2 separate regions of the Homo sapiens genome follow, and region 2 is linked to region 1. The links are chromatin loops, found by intact Hi-C in ENCODE. Cell type or tissue: Caco-2. All regions are shown on one strand. Each heading gives the region's core, and the rest is flanking DNA. Links, peaks and the distances in the headings are about the cores only. Region 1 overlaps NRCAM (neuronal cell adhesion molecule). Region 2 overlaps NRCAM (neuronal cell adhesion molecule).

Region 1 (2,812 bases), core at 129-2,628:
CTCTATTTTCTAAATAAAGAAAAGTTACTTAAGTAACTTTTCCAAAGCCATGCAGTGTATGAGCTTTCTTAATCTATGTGTAGTAGCCTAGTTCTTCTCAAATTTTAATTAATCAAAGATGTTACATAACTTTTTATTCTAGGTGTCTCTAATATGGCACCACTGCCCTGAATCCAACCCCTATAACCCACTAACTAGTTACGAAAGGCCATGCTGTAGTTCAACTCACATCTTAAGGGAGAAAGTTCCATTTTTAAAGCTACAGCATGAGAGCTTCTGATCTGTTTCACAAACCAGTCTCTTCATTTTTCATTTCAGTTCTGTGTGCCTCACTTCTGATTTCTTCAAATTCAGAGGGTAGAAAGCAATCTCAGAAAGTGCTTAACTCAGTCAGTGTGCAGCCACCCAGAGACCTCCGGAGGAAAATGACAAGCACCAGCTTCAGACAGTGAAGGGAAAGGAAAGCCACGTGCAAATCTGGAATCATCTGCCATTAGCAAAGGTAGAAAATTATAGAGGAACTCTTTGGGGTCACAAGGATGTCATTTAGACCTCCGCAGCAGAAATTTTTTAAATAGTACCCTTCTGGATTCAATGATTTCACCTGCTTGCTCAAGTGCCTAATTTAGAACCAGCAAGCAAATTACAATCTACAGAGTCCAGGCATGAAATTATAAATGTTTGGTTTCTCATGGTCTAGATCTATCTATGTCTTCAAACCAGGGCTGAGAACAAAACCCCCCAATTTTCCCCAACAAAGATCCACCTGACATTCTGACATTTTGCAATATTCATGTATTCAGTCATTCATTCTTGCACACACTCATTTATCAAATTTGGGGGCTCTCAGATACATACCACCATGCATAATGTGAAGAGCAGCTCAGGCTCCTCGCAGAACAGAGCAAGGATGGTTTCCGAAGTTAGGAGACATGGAGAAAGCTGACTAAGATAAGCAAGGGCCCCCAATGCCTGGATGACTAGTTATCTGCTTTTCTTTATCATGCAGACTCGGCCCCTCAATGTTATTTAGAGCAAATATCAAATATTTTTATACAATCGTATGTTCTCTCTGCATTTACAACCTATGTCTTTTTTTTTTTTTGAGATGGAGTCTCGCTGTGTTGCCCAGGCTGTAGTGCAAGTGCATGATCACAGCTCACTGCAACCTTCGCCTCCTGGGTTGAGGTGATTCTCCTGCCTCAGCCTCCTGAGTAGCTGGGATTACAGACGCCCACCACCACACCTGGCTCATTTTTGCATTTTTTTAGTAGAGATGGGGTTTCACCATGTTGGCCAGGCTGGTCTCAAATTCCCGACCTCAAGTGATCTGCCCGCCCAGGCCTCCCAAAGTGCTGGGATTAGCATGAGCCACCACACCCAGACCCACCTGTCTACCTCTTTACTAATTTTTATTCAGCCTTATTTGCTTAGGTTTCACTTGGTATCTATTTGCTCTTTCAACAGAGTCTCTACTTAGATATTTCTGAAAAATTTTTCATGAATTGAACTTTGATACATTACAGCAGCTCACTCATCATATAATCCTTATGCAAAGTGAAGAATCCTCTTTGATGTGAACAGTCACCCCATATGGGTTTGCCAAGTTCACTTCTTTCTTTTTTTTTTTTTTTTTTTTTTTTTAGACAGCGTCTCGCTCTATTGCCCAGGCTGGAGTGCAGTGGCACAATCTTGGCTCACTGAAACCTCTGCCTCCTGGGTTCCAGTGATTCTCCTGCCTCAGCCTCCCGAGTAGCTGGGATTACAGGCACGCACCACCATGCCTGGCTAATTTTTGTTTTTGTATTTTTAGTAGAGAGGGGGTTTTACCATGCTGGCCAGGGCGCTCTTGAACTCCTGATCTCATGATCCGCCTACTCTGTCCTCCCAAAGTGCTGGAACTACAGGTGTGAGCCACTGCGCCCGACCAAGTTCACATTTTCATATGCTAACTTTCTCAAGCTAGGGCCACCTGTACATAAAGGAACAAAACAGCTGGAAAATAGAGTGGATTTGGCTAGGAATTTAAGCATGTTACACTGAAATAACTTTAGCTTTCAATTCTTAGTAAATTCTTCTCAATACATTTCTTTTAAATGTAAATGTCTTATCATATTTCATTTTTGTAAGGTGACTTATGAGTTATTTCTATTTTATGATGTCAAGTTACTGCAATGACCCAAAGTACTACAGTAAAATATCCCTAGAATATTTCGTATTGAGTGCTATGAAGTGGAGACTATTCTCCATTAGCCAGGCAATAGCCATAAAAACTTTTATTCTTTTCCCTTTCTCTTTCTTTCAAATTTTAAGCTATTACCTTTAGAGGTAATGAGTCTGATCATGAACTCACTCCCTCTCTGCTGTTTAATGAACCCCCTCATGGTTTTAGGACAGCAGTGAACCCTTGACATCTATTTACCTTCCATTATAATTTCACATCACAGTAACTGTTACTAGAAACGTAAACATAACCATGGAGTTTTTTAAACCCCAGCACATCTATTAAAATGAAATTTACCTTAAAATTCATGAAACACACAAGGTATATATCATGATTCATGTAAAACACAACATGTCGTGTAAGTTAATATAATCATTCTGAAGTAAATTAGATGTTGTTCACATTAGAGTATTTATTATGTTGGAATTTCCATGTTACTAACTGTTCAAATATTGCCATGTCAATGTTATTTCCCTAAAAGTAGAAATATTCATTTGAATGTACTAAATATACATTTACAAAAATGGCTTTTAGCCATCATGCTACTAACATCAGAAGAAAAGACTATGTCGAGTCATTTAAGCAGTC
Region 2 (2,812 bases), core at 139-2,638, 110 kb before region 1:
TAAGCGTAACTAATCCAATAAGCAGAGGTCCATGGGTGGTGACACACTCTGGAAAGGAATAAGCATTAGGACCATAGAGGACGCTCTACGACTAATGCTCGTCGGAAAATGACTAGAGGTGCTGGCATCCCTATGTTCTTTTTTCAGATGGGAAATGTTCCCCCTCAAGGCAAAAACACCCCTAAGATGTATTCTGGACAATTGGGACCAATTTGACCCTCAGACTCTAAGAAAGAAACGACTTATATTCTTCTGCATTACCTCCTGGCCACAATATCCTCTTCAAGGGGGAGAAACCTGGCCTCCTGAGGGAAGTATAAATTATAACACTATCTTACAGCTAGACCTCTTTTGTAGAAAAGAAGGCAAATGGAGTGAAGTGCCATATGTACAAACTTTCTTTTCATTAAGAGACAACTCGCAATTATGTAAAAAGTGTGATTTATGCCCTACAGGAAGCTCTCAGAGTCTACCTCCCTACCCCGGCATCCCCCTGACTCCTTCTCCAACTAATAAGCAACCCCCTTCAACCCAAATGGTCCAAAAGGAGATAGACAAAGGGGTAAATAATGAACCAAAGAGTGCCAATATTCCCCGTTTATGCCCCCTCCAAGCAGTGGGAGGAGGAGAATTCGGCCCAGCCAGAGTGCATGTACCTTTTTCTCTCTCAGACTTGAAGCAAATTAAAATAGACCTAGGTCAATTCTCAGATAACCCTGATGGCTATATTGATGTTTACAAGGGTTAGGACAATCTGATCTGACATGGAGAGATGTAATGTTACTGCTAAATCAGACACTAACCCCAAATGAGAGAAGTGCCACCATAACTGCAGCCCGAGAGTTTGGCGATCTCTGGTATCTCAGTCAGGTCAATGACAGGATGACAACAGAGGAAAGAGAACGATTGCCCACAGGCCAGCAGGAAGTTCCCAGTGTACACCCTCACTGGGACACAGAATCAAAACACGGAGATTGGTGCCGCAGACATTTGCTAACTTGCATGCTAGAAGGACTAAGGAAAACTAGGAAAAAGCCCATGAATTATTCAATGATGTCCACTATAACACAGGGTAAGGAAGAAAATCCTACCGCCTTTCTGGAGAGACTAAGGGAGGCCTTGAGAAAGCATACCTCTCTGTCACCTGACTCTATTGAAGGCCAACTAATCTTAAAGGATAAGTTTATCACTCAGTCAGCTACAGACATCAGAAAAAACTTCAAAAACTTAGAAACCCTATTGAACTTGGCAACCTTGGTTTTTCATAATAGAGATAAGGAGAAGCAGGCAGAACAAGACAAACGGGATTTAAAAAAGGCTACCGCTTTAGTTATGGCCCTCAGGCAAGCAGACTTTGGAGGCTCTGGAACACGGAAAGGCTGGGCAAATCCAATGCCTAATAGGGCTTGCTTCCAGTGTGGTCTACAAGGACACTTTAAAAAGATTGTCCAAATACAAATAAGCCACCCCCTCATCCATGCCCCTTATGTCAAAGGAATCAATGGAAGGCCCACTGCCCCAGGGGACAAAGGTCCTCTGAGTCAGAAGCCACTAACCAGATGATCCGGCAGCAGGACTGAGGGTGCCTGGGGCAAGCGCCAGCCCAACCCATCACCCTCACAGAGCCCCGGGTATGCTTGACCATTGAGGGCCAGGAGGTTAACTGTTTCCTGGACACTGGCTCGGCCTTCTCAGTCTTACTCTCCTGTCCCGGACAACTGTCTTCCACATCTGTCACTATCCGAGGGGTCCTAGGACAGCCAGTCACTTGATACTTCTCCCAGCCACTAAGTTGTGACTGGGGAACTTTACTCTTTCACATGCTTTTCTAATTATGCCTGAAAGCCCCACTCCCTTGTTAGGGAGAGACATTCTAGCAAAAGCAGGGGCCATTATACACCTGAACATAGGAGAAGGAACAACCGTTTGTGGTCCCTTGCTTGAGGAAGGAATTAATCCTGAAGTCTGGGCAACAGAAGGACAATATGGATGAGCAAAAAATGCCCATCCTGTTCAAATTAAACTAAAGGATTCTGTCCCCTTTCCCTACCAAAGGCAGTACCCCCTTAGACCCGAGGCCCAACAAAGACTCAATAAAATTAAGGAACTAAAAGCCCAAGGCTTAGTAAAACCATTCAATAGTCCCTCCAATACTCCAATTCTAGGAGTACAGAAACCCAATGGACAGTGGAGGTTAGTGCAAGATCTCAGGATTATCAGTGAGGCCGTTGTCCCTCTATACCCAGCTGTACCTAACCCTTATACTCTGCTTTCCCAAATACCATAGGAAGCAGAGTGGTTTATAATCCTGGACCTTAAGGATGCCTTTTTCTGCATCCCTGTACATCCTGACTCTCGATTCTTTTTTGCCTTTGAAGATCCTTCGAACCCAACGTCTCAACTCACTTGGACTGTTTTACCCCAAGGGTTCAGGGATAGCCCCCATCTATTTGGCCAGACATTAGCCCAAGACTTGAGCCAGTTCTCATACCTGGACACTCTTGTCCTTCAGTAAGTGAATGATTTACTTTCAGCTGCCCGTTCAGAAACCTTGTGCCATCAAGCCACCCAAGCACTCTTAAATTTCCTTGCCACCTGTGGCTACAAGGTTTCCAAACCAAAGCTCAACTCTGCTCAGAACAGGCTAAATACTTAGGGCTAAAATTATCCAAAGGCACCAGGGCCCTCAGTGAGGAACGTATCCAGCCCATACTGGCTTATCCTCATCCCAAAACCCTAAAGCAACTAAGAGGGTTCTTTGGCATACCAGGCTTCTGCCGAATATGGATTCCCAGGTACGGCGAAATAGCTA

The links. A loop is a pair of places that touch in the nucleus more often than their neighbours do. Peaks named below come from ENCODE experiments on the same cell type or tissue, not always from the same donor. Only the 100,000 strongest peaks of a DNase experiment are listed, where the experiment ranks them.
Region 2: a loop joins it to region 1, with 4 times the contacts of the local background. A loop is called at or near these places in 2 of 110 quality-filtered maps.

The regions. Positions count from the first base shown.
Region 1 is chr7:108,445,641-108,448,452 of GRCh38, forward strand. The region is part of intron 1 of NRCAM (neuronal cell adhesion molecule); the gene reads right to left. Among named protein-coding and RNA genes, the nearest start is that of NRCAM, 9.4 kb to the right of the region's middle. In Caco-2, for the core only: no CTCF peak of the experiment used is centred there; a DNase peak (open chromatin) is centred at 1,337.
Region 2 is chr7:108,339,655-108,342,466 of GRCh38, forward strand. The region is part of intron 2 of NRCAM (neuronal cell adhesion molecule); the gene reads right to left. Among named protein-coding and RNA genes, the nearest start is that of NRCAM, 120 kb to the right of the region's middle. In Caco-2, for the core only: no CTCF peak of the experiment used is centred there; DNase peaks (open chromatin) are centred at 947 and 1,477.